3 separate regions of the Homo sapiens genome follow, and regions 2 and 3 are each linked to region 1. A link is a contact called in ENCODE Hi-C or POLR2A ChIA-PET data. All regions are on one chromosome and are shown on one strand. The core of a region is the stretch at or near the end of the contact, and the rest is flanking DNA. Distances in the headings are between cores, read along the strand shown. Region 1 holds the start of MAP2K7 (mitogen-activated protein kinase kinase 7). Region 2 holds the start of ZNF653 (zinc finger protein 653). Region 3 holds the start of MPND (MPN domain containing).

Evidence for each region. A loop is a pair of places that touch in the nucleus more often than their neighbours do. ChIA-PET counts read pairs that join two places held with the same protein, here RNA polymerase II (POLR2A). Pooled maps may share reads with other maps.
Region 2: a loop to region 1 is called in a map of CD8-positive, alpha-beta T cell, with 23 times the contacts of the local background. The contact joins the promoter of ZNF653 here to the promoter of MAP2K7 in region 1. A Hi-C loop is called at or near these places in 1 of 168 maps with a recorded cell type or tissue (CD8-positive, alpha-beta T cell) and 5 of 50 pooled maps. POLR2A ChIA-PET finds 5 or more read pairs at or near these places in 1 of 52 experiments (activated CD4-positive, alpha-beta T cell).
Region 3: a loop to region 1 is called in a map with no recorded cell type, with 14 times the contacts of the local background. The contact joins the promoter of MPND here to the promoter of MAP2K7 in region 1. A Hi-C loop is called at or near these places in 1 of 37 single-sample maps with no recorded cell type and 1 of 50 pooled maps. POLR2A ChIA-PET finds 5 or more read pairs at or near these places in 1 of 52 experiments (Caco-2).

The regions. Positions count from the first base shown.
Region 1 is chr19:7,902,103-7,906,618 of GRCh38, forward strand. MAP2K7 (mitogen-activated protein kinase kinase 7) reads left to right here and starts at 1,775. Exons shown (of 11, transcript NM_145185.4): 1 at 1,775-1,966. The coding sequence starts at 1,843. LOC124904630 (a long non-coding RNA gene) reads right to left here and starts at 1,412. Exons shown (of 2, transcript XR_007067121.1): 1 at 1,319-1,412; 2 at 1-647. RefSeq lists enhancers at 1,052-1,629, 2,278-2,817 and a silencer at 1,987-2,336.
Region 2 is chr19:11,503,616-11,508,131 of GRCh38, forward strand. ZNF653 (zinc finger protein 653) reads right to left here and starts at 2,224. Exons shown (of 9, transcript NM_138783.4): 1 at 1,873-2,224. The coding sequence starts at 2,171. It overlaps ECSIT (ECSIT signaling integrator), which reads right to left. Exons shown (of 8, transcript NM_016581.5): 5 at 4,376-4,433; 6 at 4,087-4,235; 7 at 3,842-3,947; 8 at 2,314-2,813. The coding sequence ends at 2,569. RefSeq lists enhancers at 1,320-1,389, 3,842-4,516 and silencers at 1,540-2,209, 2,370-2,419.
Region 3 is chr19:4,341,156-4,345,671 of GRCh38, forward strand. It overlaps MPND (MPN domain containing), which reads left to right and starts at 2,407. Exons shown (of 13, transcript NM_001300862.2): 1 at 2,407-2,445; 2 at 2,553-2,839. The coding sequence starts at 2,439. RefSeq lists enhancers at 1,319-1,438, 1,459-2,190 and a silencer at 2,259-2,548.

The sequences.
Region 1 (4,516 bases), core at 525-3,024:
CCAGCGCTTTGGGAGGCTCAGGTGGGAGGATCGCTTGAGCTCAAGAGCTTGAGACCAAACTGGGCAACATAGTGAGATCTCATCTCTACAAAAACATACAAAAAAAAGTTGGCCAGGTGTGCTGATGTGTGCCTGAGGTCCCAGCTACTAGGCAAGCAGAGGCAGGAGGATTGCTTGAGCCCAGGACCCAGGAGGTTGAGGCTGCAGTGAGCTGTGATCACACCACTCCACTCCAGCCTGAGCAACAGAACAAGACCCTGTTTTTCTTTCTTTTTTTTTTTTTTGAGACGGAGTCTGGCTCTGTCACCCAGGCTGGAGTGCAGTGGCGCAATCTTGGCTCACTGCAACCTCCGCCTCCTGGGTTCAAGCAATTCTCTGCCTCAGCCTCCCAAGTAGCTGGAATTACAGGCGCCTGCCACCATGCCCGGCTAATTTTCGTATTTCTAGTAGACACGGGGTTTCACCATCTTGGCCAGGCTGGTCCTCTCCTGACTTCGTGATCCATCCGCCTCGGCCTCCCAAAGTGCTGGGATTACAGGCGTGAACCACCATGCCCGTAACCTTTTATTTCATGTGACCAAGTAACACCCGTGTGCCAGAATCAAGGATGAGTCTCATGTTCTCAGAGCAGAGGCACAGAAGGCTGCCTGGAAGACGGAAAGGTAAAGACCTCAGCTATAACTCTACACTTGTGTGTGCTCCACCCACAAATCGTCACCAGAGGAGTTCCGACAAGCCGGTAACTCTCATCCCAAAGTGTTCCCTCGTTGGACCAGAAGCTGGAAGGGCACTTGGCAGAGTCTGCCTGGCCCTGGCCACCTCCCGGGTGTCCGCAAAATCAGAACTTCCTTCTCGCATCTAAGAGCAGAGGGAAGCCGCTCTTGGGGGGATCCCTGGGTTCCAGATGGGACATTTCCCCAGCACCCGTCGGACCACTTAAAGGAGTGGTTTAGGCTGCCGGGGGCCCAAGCACTGGCACCTAACCCCAGCGCCCCTCCTCAGATAGGAATTCTCCACGTCCAGGCGCTGGGCTCACGTTCCGGGTGCGAGAGAGATAAGGGGGGTGTCTTGAGGTTCTATGTGGGTCTGGCCAACAACTCTGGCCTTGACCTTGGCCCCGTCGCCGAGGGCAGGGGTCACACCGCTGGGTTCCCATGGCCGTCCCCTCCCCCCTGGCTTCGGCCAACTCTGAGCCTGCTGGGGCTGGCAAGAAGGGAAAGGGCTCTCGACGGAGCCTAATTACGGTGAGGAGGCGGCACCCCGCTGCCAGCAGGAGGCTAGGAGGTAATTAAGCACAAGAGGAATCCTAATAAAGCACCATCAGTGAGGAAGGCATTCCGAAGGGACGCCCAAGCCGACCGTGAAAAGCGAGGAGGCTGAGGCTGCACCGCCGTGGAGACCAGGGATCGACTGCCGCTTTGGGAACGAGGTTCCAGGAATGCGCATGCGCAAAAGCCACGCGGGCGAACACGGCTTCGCCTCGCTAAGCATGCGCGCCGTTTTCCCCGCCCACCGTCCTCAGAAGAATGGTGTTTCCTCGCAGCGCCTCTCTCAGGAGCGATCGGGAATTGGCGCATGCGCACTACGGTGGTGGTGGCGACGAAGGCGGGGGTTGCACGTTGCCTGCCTCGAGCTCTAGGTGGCGTCATCCTTCGGGCTGAGCCGAAGCACGCACGCGCGGAGGTTCGCACGCGGAGAAGGGCGGGTGCGCGCCGCGGGCATGCGCGGTGCGGGGCGAGACGGCGGCTCGACGGGGTCATCCGGGCGCAGGCGCAGTGCGGTGTTTGTCTGCCGGACTGACGGGCGGCCGGGCGGTGCGCGGCGGCGGTGGCGGCGGGGAAGATGGCGGCGTCCTCCCTGGAACAGAAGCTGTCCCGCCTGGAAGCAAAGCTGAAGCAGGAGAACCGGGAGGCCCGGCGGAGGATCGACCTCAACCTGGATATCAGCCCCCAGCGGCCCAGGCCCAGTAAGCACGGCGGCGTGGGGGAGGGGGCGGGCGGGCGGGGCGGGGCGCGCGCCGCGGGAGGCCCCGCCCCCACCACAAGGCCCCGCCCCCGCTTCCGGGGCGCTCGCTCTCCTCTCCGCCCCCCCCGCTGCGGGCTCGCGGGGCGAGGGTCACGGTGACCCGGGGGGCGTGGAGCCGGCGAGCTCCGGGGGGTTCGCACCCTCAGGGCTTGGGAGCCCAGTTCCCGGACCCAGGCGAGGCCCCCAGCTGATGACCCGCCCCCATCGCCGTGATCCTCTGGGTCGGGCTTCCCCGACTCCACGCGACAGTGACCACATCCAGGTCGCCCCGAAAACACAGACACGTCCCTGTTGACCTGATGCTACCACTCTCGTCATCTCAGGGACTGTCTGGCGCCCCCCTCCCCCGGCCTGGGGGCTTGTCAGCCCCGTGCAGCGACGATCTACGCACACGCGCACGCCTGGCTCGGGGACACCTGAGGTTACTTGACCACATAGAGCCCCTCCCCATCTCTTCTGACCCGAGGATTCTCCCTCTCGCTCTCCCTGTGACCGTGTCTGAGGTGGGGGGACGGGAGGGGGTCCCTTCTCCCCCTCTTGGCGACAGTGACCATGGCATTGGGCTCAGCAGACCCCCTCCCACATACACCAGGCCCCGCAAATCCCTGTGACCAGTTTCACTGCCACCATCTTGGTGAGCGTGTGGTGTCTGACCTCCAGAAATGCACATCGACCCCCAGCCAGCCCGGTGACTTTGTCACCTGTGTTCAAGTGATGGCTCCCCTTCCCTTCACACCCACACCCACCTGACCTGGGGACACCTGGGGCCAGTGTGACTCTAGGCCTGCTCCCGCCGCGCCCCAGCATACATCCACCTGCTTTCTGATCAGTCCCACCACCTCGGTACCTACCTCCCTGACACCTTGTCATCCTAGATCAGTACCTCTCGCTTCACACACACCTGGCCTGGGAACACTGACCATATCTAGTCTCCCGGCTTTTTCCCCAAGATCCTGGTCTCTAAATCCTCTGGGCTGGAGGAAATTAGATTTTCAAACCCTGTGAACACCACCCCTGACCCATGATCCTTTTTGTGTCTTTCTTGACCCAGTAAAATTCTCTCTTGTCTCCTCTGATGTGACCTTCGTAGTTTATTTAGTTCTCTCTATGGAGTCATTATGGCAGGCGAGAAAGGTACCCCCGTATCTGGGCACCCCACCCATTCCCTGGTCACCCAGCCTGACCTTCACAGCCTGACACCCTCCTGTCCCTCCCTCTCCTGACCTGAGTCAGCGTGGGTTCCTCCTTGGGGAGTCTCTTGGGGGTCCAGAGAAATCATGGAGGTGGGGATTCTGGTGCAGGACACTGCCTGAGACAAGAAGCCCAGCCAAGACACGGGTCCCTGCTAGCCCCTGGGGGCCGCCCTCCCTGGCCCCTGAGTGGATGAGACAGGGTTGAGTCCAGGATCCCGGGTGCCTTCAGGGGTGGCCGTTCCCATGCAGAGCTAGGAGGCCGGTGGCAGGCAGGCCCCCGAGGAGTCCCCTCCAGGCGTCTCTGTCTGTGTCAACTCCATCCCATCCTCCCCGCCCTCCCCATCTCTGTCGGTTCCTAGCCATCTCTGCAGTTCGGTGCCTCCCCCTCCTCCTCGTTTATGATTTGATTTCTTTTCTTTTGGACGAATCAGTCGTTTCTGTTGTGATTTATCGTGGTGTTGTTTTTTTCTTCCTTTTCCCCATCCAGTTATTGTGATCACTCTAAGCCCTGCTCCTGCCCCGTCCCAACGAGCAGGTACCAGCCTTTTTATCATCGCTGCTTGGACATCTGCACCATTGACCTAACCGCTGCCCCGGCCGCAGAATGGCGTCCCCCAGCCCCCATGCTCTGTGTGTGTCCCCATGTCCCTTCCCCTCACTCTCACTTTCTCTCTCACTCCACTCAAGCAGCGGTCAGCCCAGCCCAGCCTCCTCTGCGTCCTCCCTCCTCCTCCCCCTCCCTTACTCCCAGCTCCACTTTGGACTCCCTGGAGGAGGAGGTGGGCTCCCCCACTGAATGGGAGTCTGTGGCCTCCGGGGGTGGGGGGGGTGCACGCCTGTGTGTGTGTAACTGAGAGAACGAGAAAGTTGGGCCTGGTGGGTGGGTGGCCTGTGCCTATGGATCTCTCTCAACAACTAGGTGAACACATAGCACCCCCCGGGTTCCATACCAGCCCTGGGCGCCAGGGACACAGCAGTGAATAGAACAGATGGAGCCCCTCTCCTCTGTAGCGGGGGGCTGCAATAGGGGGGCCCACTGGACAAGGAGCACATTCCCACCAGAGAGAACATTCTAGCTGGGTGAGCGGCCCTGCAGGGGGCCAGCCTGGGGGAACCTCTGGAGACGGTGGGAATTGAACAAAGCCTCTGGGGAGGCCAGGCACGGTGGCTCACACCTGTGATCCCAACACTCGGGGAGGTTGAGGCTACAGGGAGCCATGATCACACCACTGCACCCCAGCCTGGGTGACAGCGAGATCCTGTCTCAAAAATTTAAAAACTGGGCCAGGCGCAGTGGC
Region 2 (4,516 bases), core at 974-3,473, 3.6 Mb after region 1:
GGGCAACATGGCGAGACCCCCATCTCCATGAAAAATTAAAAAATTAGCCAGGTGAGGTGGCTCCTCTGTAGTCCCAGCTACTTGGGAGACTGAGGCAGGAGGATCCCTTGAGCCTGGGAGGTTGAGGCTGCTGTGAGCTATGAACATGCCACTGTACTCTGGCCTGGGTGACAAAGTGAGACCCTGTCTCAAGAACAAACAAACAGGGCTGGGCACAATGGCTTACACCTGTAATCCCAGCACTTTGAGAGGCTGAGGCCGGAGAATCACTTGAGCCTAGGAGTTTGAAATCAGCCTGGGCAACACAGGGAAACCTCTGTCTCTACAAAAAATACAAAAATTAGCCAGGTGGAGTGACGTGCACCTGTGGTCCCAACTACTCAGGAGGCGGAGGTAAGAGGATCACTTGAACCCACGAGGTTGAGGCTGCAGTAAGCCGTGATCATGCCACTGCATTCCACTCTGGGCGAGAGAGTGAGACCCTGTCTCAAAAAGAAAAACGAGGGCCGGGCGCGGTGGCTCACGCCTGTAATCCCAGCACTTTGGGAGGCCGAGGCGGGTGGATCACGAGGTCAGGAGATCGAGGCCATCCTGGCTAACAGAGTAAAACCCTGTCTCTACTAAAAATACAAAAAATTAGCCGGGCGTGGTGGCGGGCGGCTGCAGTCCCAGCTACTTGGGAGGCTGAGGCAGGAGAATGGCGTGAACCCGGGAGGCGGAGCTTGCAGTGAACGGAGATCGTGCCACTGCACTCCAGCCTGGGCGACAGAGCAAGACTCTGTCTCAAAAAAAAAGAAAAGAAAAGAAAAACGAACAAAAAAACCCCCCAGACCTTTGAACAAGCCATCCCCTCTGCCCACCAGAATGTCCGCTCCATGAGGCAGGTATCTTTGCGCTCCCAGCATTTCCAGTCCTGCTCTTGAGCATATAAGCCAGCCTGCTGTCCTGGGAAAGGGGTGGGTATAACTTAGCAGGATCTGTTTGATTCTTGACTCTCAGAATCTCCCCCCAGAGAAACATGAGAACATGTGTACCTGAAAACCAGGGCAGAACAAGGATTTCCTTGCGGCACTGCTTGTGATACGGAATAAACGTCATCCTCGTAAAAGTTAATACTTAGGGAACCCACTACCTGCCAGGCACTCTTCTAAGCTCTTTGCCTATTTTAACTCAATCATCACATCAACATATAAGGCAGGAAGGGAAAAACTCCATCCACACTGCTCCTTCTCAAGACTGAGAATTTACAAAGACAGGCCTCTCTGCCCTCCACCTGCCAAGCTAACTAGGGGTTTCCTCTTCATCCGAGTCTCCCTGGGCTGAGTTGCTTCACAGAAATAGGTTTAGGGGAGTGCAGTCCAGGTTGTGAAGGGTCCCCCGGATGTGTTGGATCTAGGGTTGTGGGAATGGGGCCATACGGAGTCCCAGATGGGGCACCAGAACTTCAAGAAGGGCAGGGCTGAGTGCCCCAGGGTGTCCAGAGTCCCAGGCCAGGTGGGGAACTAAGCGGGGGAGGATGAGACCGGTGAGGGGGCGGGGCTGCCCCCCCAGGGCCTGGTTAGTTACAAGGCCTGGAGGTGGGGCCAGTCCCAGGATTGGGCCGCCAGAGTTCTAGCGGGCGGGGCCAAGCGCTCAGAAGGCGGGTCGAGGGGCTGGGTGCACCCTAGGATTGGGCAGTCGGAACGATGGGAGGCGGGGCCACGAGCCAGGCGCGTCCCGGCCAGGCAGTACGAGACCCAGGCCGCCGGCCCGGCTCCTGGGCGGGGTCCGCAGGTGCCGGGGGCTGGCCCTAGAAGCGGAGGGGGCGGGGTAAAGCCCGGCGGGGTCTGGGGGCGTCTCCTCCCTCCCTCCCTCGGGGCCAGGCCCCCTCACCCGTGGCGGCCGCTCCGCTGGCCGCGCTCCAGAGAGATGAGGTAGGCGGCGAGCTTGGCGTCGCTCCAGCCGCTGCGGCGCCGCAGGTCCACCCAGGGCCCGTGCGCCTCGCCCAGGTACACGCGCCGCACGTCGTACTTCTTCCGGGACTCGAGCCGTCGCCGGGCCCGGTCCGACTCCGTGAGTCGCGGCCGGCCCCGCGCCTTTCGGCCCGCTGCGCCCTCCTCGGCTGCTGCCTCCCCGCCCGCGCCCGCCTCAGCCTCCGCCTCCGCCTCGGGCTCTAGCGCCCGCTCCGCCATCCCCCCCACCCTGGTTACCAGCCTCCCCCGTTGTTAGGAGCCAGACCGGAAGTGGCGCGCATCTTCGGCGCCGCCGAGAAATTTCTCACGGTCTCTCGCTGCCCCAGGGCGCCAAAAGGAGACCAAGAATGGAAACTGCGCATGCGCACAACCAACAGCGCTCCCGCCCCTTTTTATTTGAATTCGGAGAACCAGAGGCGCCTGCAGATTCTGGAGGGGTCTCGCCTGCCCATCGCTGGCAGCCCGAGATCCTGGGGAGGGGATGCCATACTGCTAGAGATGAGGGAAGAGAGCCCCAAGCAGGAAAACATTGATTTGCTGTACACTCAAAGGGCATCTCATGCCTTCAGTCCACCGCCTCCTCGGGCCACAGCCCGTGCCCTCGCGCCGGCTCAGACTAGCTCTGGCCCTGCTGCTGTCGCTGCAGGTTGTCGTCTTCTTCCTGGTGGTCCTCGGGCAGGGGCGGCTCCTCCAGCCCTGCAGAGGATGTCTGGAGCTCCCGGGTGGACCCGGCGAGGCGGAAGACCACGGGGATCTGGGCCAGGGTTGGGTTGGTCTCCTGCAGGCCCTGGATCCACTTAGCCATCGTCGCCTGGTCATGAGCACCCGCCATGCACATGGCGAAGACAGGGCCTTCCTCCACTGTTGGAAGACATGCACCCTTAAGGTTTGCACAGTGGGGGCTGCAGCGGCTAACCCATGCCTACACCTTTTTGAGGTATTTTACACTCCCTTCCACTTCCTTTTTTTTTTTTTTTTTTTTTTTGAGACGGAGTCTCGCTGTGTCACCCAGGCTGGAGTGCAGTGGCGAGATCTCGGCTCACTGCAACATCCGCCTCCCAGGTTCAAGTGATTCTCCTGCCTCGGCCTCCCGAGGAGCTGGGATTACAGGTGCACAGCACCACGCCGGGCTAATTTTTAAATTTTTAGTAGAGATGGGGTTTCACCATGTTGGCCAGGCTGGTCTCGAATTCCTGACCTCAAATGATCTACCCGCCTCAGCCTCCCAGAGTGCTGGGATTACAGGCGTGAGCCACTGTGCCCGGCTTCCTTCCACTTTCTTGTGCCTCCAAACCTTTGCACAAGCTAGCCCCGCTGCCTAGGCTGCCCACTCCACACTTCACCCGGGCGATGACTCCTGGTTTTTCTGTATTCTGCCAGGAAGGCCTCCTGACCCCCCACTCAAGGCATGCTCCTCTCCTAAGCTCCCCAAAGTGTAATTTGCCTGTTCCCTTGCTGACTCGAGGGACTAGGTTTGTCCTGGTGACACCCAGTAGCCAGCACAGAGTTGTAGGAGGGAGGGAATGAACAAGGGCCAACAGGGCTGGGTGACCTCAGGTCTGGAGCCCCTGGGGCAAATGAGTGTGTGCGGCCGGAGGACGAGGGTGTAAGTGGACTGCGTCTCAGCCTGGGCCTACCCCTTGACCCCAGAGGCCGCCCCTCATCCTGGGTGGTGTTTGGAATGTTTGGAAGTCCTGCCTGTCCAGGTTTTTGCCTTTTTTTTTTTTTTTTTTGACACAGGGTCTATCATGTAGGCTGGAGTGCAGTGGCTCTATAATAGTTCACTGCAACCTCAACTCCTGGGCTCAAGTGATCCTCCCACCTCAGCCTGTAGGAGGGCTGGGATTACGAGCACACATGTGAGCCACCGCACCTGGCCCAGTTTTTACCTTCATTGATGTCAAACTCGTAGTTGTCCCAGCCACTCCTCACATACTCCAGGTCCAGCTGCATCGGGTAGTAGAGGTTCCACTCCTCCGGCGTCTCTTCCACTTCCTACTCCAAGGTGGGGAGTGCAGGCGGGGTCAGAGGCCAGGGCTCTCTCGGTCTCCCTCCTCCAGCCTCTCCCATGCACCCTCAGGGTAGTGCCAGCCCACTCCCCAGCCCCAACACATGCTTTGCTTTAAGCCCTCACCCTCTCCTCCGGGGGCAGCAAGTCAGCTCTGAGGATGTGGTAATACACACACTTGTTGCGGAGCCACAGGGAGAAGGGGCCCTCAACAAAGACAGGCCGGGCTGGATTGTGGCGGGCCAGGGCGGCCTGCTGATCGGGACTCTGGATTCCTGGTGTGGAGACATACATGCCCTGTGCCCTGCAAGGGACTCGGCCCAGAGGCCCAGGGAGCCCAGCCTAGGCCCAGCGAGAACCTGGCAGGGCCTGGGTAAGGTTAGAGACTTGGCTGCCCCCATGCTCTCGGACTTACCTACGATGTGGGGCTGGGGGGGATCTGCTGCACCTGTTGAGTCTTTGGGCAAAGGAACCTGCAAGGGAGAGTAGGGATATAATCTTGTAACCCCCAATCCCCTACAGAGGAACTGGGGACAGAGAAACAGAAAGGGGGATA
Region 3 (4,516 bases), core at 1,157-3,656, 3.6 Mb before region 1:
GGCTCACTGCAACCTCCGCCTCCCGGGTTCAAGCGATTTTCCTGCCTCAGCCTCTGGAGTAGCTGGGATTACAGGTGCCTGCCACCACCCCCGGCTAATTTTTTTGTTTTTATTAGAGATGGGGTTTCACCATGTTGGTCAGGCTGGTCTTCAGCTTCTGACCTCAAGTGATCCCAAAGTGCTGGGATTACAGGCGTGAGCCACTGTGCCCAGCCAGGGTGGTTAGTTTTTATTGTATTTGTCTAAGGCAATGTGGAGCGACAGAAGGATTTACAGCATGAGAGGAGGGCAGGGTGCGGTGGCTCACGCCTGTAATCCAAACACTTTGGGAGCCCAAGTGGGAAGATTGCTTAAGGCCAGGACTTGGAGACCAGCATGGGCAACATAGTGAGATCCCCTTCTTTTACAAGAAAATTAAAAATTAGCCAGGCATGCTGGTCACGCCTGTTGTCTCAGCTACTCTGGAGGCTGAGGCAAGAGGATCATTTGAGTCCAGGAGGCCAAGGCTGCAGTGAGCCATGATTACACCAATGCACTCCAGCCTGGGAGATAGAGCAAGGCCCTGTCTCGAAAAGAAAAGAAAATAGGCTGGGCGCAGTGGCTCACACCTGTAATCCCAGCACTTTGGGAGGCTGAGGCAGGTGGATCACCTGAGGTTGGGAGTTCGAGACCAGCCTGGCAAACATGGTGAAACCCCTTCTCTACTAAAAATACAAAAATTAGCTGGGTGTGGTGATGTGCATCTGCAGTCCCAGCTAATTGGGAGGCTGAGGCAGGAGAATCGCTTGAACCTGGTAGGCAGAGGTTGTAGCGAGCCAAGATCTTGCCACTACACTCCGGCCTGGGTGACAGAGCGAGACTCCGTCTCAAAAAAAAAAAAAAAAAAAAAAAAAAAAAAAGAAAAAAGAAAAGAAAAGAAAACAAAATAATAATATGGGAGGGAGGTGGTAATAGGTGCATTTTAGAAAGAGCCCTCTGGGGCAATGGTGGAAGACCGACAGGGTGGGGCATGAGTTTGGAGGCCTGAGACTCACTGCGATGGCCAGGATTTGGGTGCAAGAGGCTGGAGGTGTGGCTCAGGGTTTTGGAAGGCAGGGGACGGAAAAAAAGCCAAAGAGAAAGTGCGTAAGGAGTTGGGGAAATAAACTGAGGCCGGTTTGGGCTATGCTGAGTCTGCAGGCCTTGGGGATGCCCGTTGTTGGCTGGACAGTCAGGGTGGGGCCCCTAAAGGGTGCCTGGGCTGGACAACAATAGTTCACATGTACCCAGCTCTTGCTCTATGTCAAGTCTTCTTCCTGAGAACATTCCCGAGCACCCTGGAGAGCCTCCCCCGCACCCCTACTGTCCAGTTCCCACTTCCCGACTGCGGTCTGGGCAAAGCCACCCGCACTTGAGCCCATCCCACGGCGTCCCGGAGCTTTAGGAAGTCCCCATCCCGGACTTTCAACCCTGCCAGGGACTGAGGGAAATCCCAGAGCCTGGGCTCCGGGACGAAGGTCCCAGGACAGGGTCGGGGATGTAGTTGCAGAAACAGGGTAGGGGACAAAGGCCGGGGCTGCACTGATCAGGCGCGCAACGAGCCCGGCCCTGCCTCCTGCTCCGCCCAAGGGTATGGAGGGCCGGACTCGGCTGGCCTTATACCCGGAGCTGATTGGCTGGTGAGTCCAGTCCCTGCCTCTGATGGTTTGCGCTCATAACTAAGGGTTTCTACTGATTGGTTTACATGGACGTCTGCCCATTGGTCAAATCCGAGTTGGTGTAATCAGATAGTTGACACGGATTGGTTGGTGCGGGAATCCAGTAGCTTGCTATCGATTGGTTGAGGGTGAAATAAATGGGACTCTTATCATTGGCTGGCGGGCTCCGCAACGGTCCAATCATGGAATCAGTCGAGGGCCGCCCGGGAGGGTGGGAGTTAATTCTTTAGCGACTGAGGCCGGCTTGGGCTCTTTGGCTCCACCTGTGTCTGCGCGAGGCTGTTCCCTATTGGAGTCCGCATTGTTCCCCTGGACCTGAGTTTCTCCCCTGGTCCTAAAGGCCGAGGCCTCTGAGTTCCTCAAGTGCGGTGACCGCAGGTCTCACCTTCTCCTCTCCTTGCAGCAGGCTGAGCCACTCGCGCACCCGCCCCAGGCTTCCACCTTGCAACCTCTATCCCTGGACAGCGAGGCCTCAGTTTCCCCATTCGCACCAATGAGCTCCCGGTCAACACCCCGTCACGCCTCAGTTTCCCGAATGTTCCCAGAGGGCTGAGTTCCCGATCTCTCTCCCGCGTGGGCATCCCCGAGGCCTCAGTTTCTCCGCCCACCCCAGCGCGCCGAGCCCTTCCCCCGACCCCGGCGACGGCCAATGGTTGGGGCGCCCCTCCCCTCCCCGGGGCGGGGCCGCGTGACGTGCCGGGAAGCCGGAGTCTAGAGCTCCGGGCGCGGGGAGGCGCGGCCATGGCAGGTACGGCGGGCCCAGCGGGGCGGAGGCGCGGGGCGCGGGGCTGCAGGGGCGCGGGGCTGCAGAGCCGTGGGGCGAGCGGCCTCCCTGCAGCCTCTCGCTGTCCGCAGCTCCGGAGCCGCTGTCCCCGGCGGGCGGTGCGGGCGAGGAGGCGCCGGAGGAGGACGAGGACGAAGCGGAGGCCGAGGACCCTGAGCGGCCGAATGCGGGAGCGGGCGGTGGACGCAGTGGCGGCGGCGGCAGTAGCGTCAGCGGAGGAGGCGGCGGCGGCGGGGCCGGGGCGGGGGGCTGCGGCGGGCCCGGGGGCGCGCTCACCAGGCGCGCGGTCACACTGCGGGTGCTCCTCAAAGACGCGCTGCTGGAGCCTGGCGCCGGGGTGCTGTCCATCTACTACCTGGTGAGCACCCCGCCTCCCTCGTCCCATCGCGGCTCGGGCAGGAAGGGGAAACTGAGGCCTGGAGTTCCCTTGCTGCAGGACAAGCTTCAGTGTAGGGAGGGGACACTGAGGCCCGGAGCTCCCTTGCTGAGAGACGAGCCCCGGTGTGGCGAGGGGAAACTGAGGCCCGGGGCTCCGTTGACTGCAGGAAGAGCTCCAGTGTGAGGAGGGGAAACTGAGGCTCGGAGCTCTCTTGGCTGCAGGAAGAGCCCCGACATGAAGAGGGGAGACTGAGGCCCGGAGCTCCCTTGGCGGCAGGAAGAGCCCCGGTGTGAGGAAGGGAGACTGAGGCCTGGAGAGCTCCCTTGCTTTAGGACAAGCCCCAGTGTGGGGAGGGGAAACTGAGGCCCAGAGCTCCTTTCCTGCAGGAGGAGCTCCCGTGGAGGGGACACTGAGGCCCGGAGCTCTTTTTACGGGACAAGCCCCATGTGGAGAGAGGAATCTGAGGCACAGATGGGTCCTTCTGGTGGGGAGGACGTAGATTACCAAACACCCCATCCCACAAAGGAGAAGCTGAGGCTCAGAGAGGAGCCACCACCCGCGCAGGGTCAGATGGGCAACACCCCGGCCTTCCTGTGGTTTCCCAGCCGTGAAATGGAATATTTCCCCACCATGGGAAAATTAGGGGATGGTTAAATGAATAAAGCCCTCAGCAGGCGCCTGCCACATGGTAAGCACTTTATCTGTGGTAGGTATTAGTACTTTTTTTTTTTTTTTTTTTTTGAGACAGAGTCTCGCTTTTTTGCCCAGGCTGGAATGCAGTTGCTCGATCTCGGCTCACTGCAACCTCTGCCTCCCGGTTCAAGCGATTTTCTGCCTCAGCCTCCCGAGTAGCTGGGACTACAGGTATGCGCCACCACGCCTGGCTAATTTTTTTTTTTTGCAGTTTTAGTAGAGACGGGGTTTCACTATATTGGCCAGGCTGGTCTTGAACTCCTGACCTCGTGGTCCGCCTGCCTCAGCTCCCAAAGTGCTGGGATTATAGGCGTGAGCCACCATGCCCGGCCTTTTTTTTTTTTTTTTTTTTTTTTTGAGACAGAGTCTCGCGCTGTTGCCCAGGCTGGAATGCAGTAGCATGATCTCGGCTCACTGCAACCTCTGCCTCCCGGTTCAAGCAATTCTCCTGCCTTAGCCTCTTGAGTAGCTGGGATTACAGGCACCCGCCACCACGCCTGGCTAATTTTTATATTTTTAGTAGAGATGGGGTTTCACCATGTTGGCCAGGCTGGTCTCAAACTCCTGACCTCAGGTGATCCGCCCGCCTCAGCCTCCCAAAGTGCTGGGATTACAGGCGTGAACCACTGCACCCAGCCCTGTATTATTACTATTACTGTTGTCATTATTGTTTGATTTGTGAATGGTAGCACATTATTCCCCTTCTGAATGGGAGTTTCTGAATGGAGCAACTGCTGAGTGTTGCATCCTGGAGACACAGCAGTGATCAAGACAGACAGACCCTATCCCCGATCTTAGGGGTTTCTTGGTCATGGTGGGCGGGGTGCAGATATCTGCCAGGCAGCTTGGTGCAGGCTGATCAGGTTTGTGGGTGTGGACTCCCAGGCACTGAGGAGGCCCTGCAGCCGGCCTGAGAGGTGTTCCTGGAAGCCCTGTAAAGACATGCCTGAGGGAGCGTAGGTC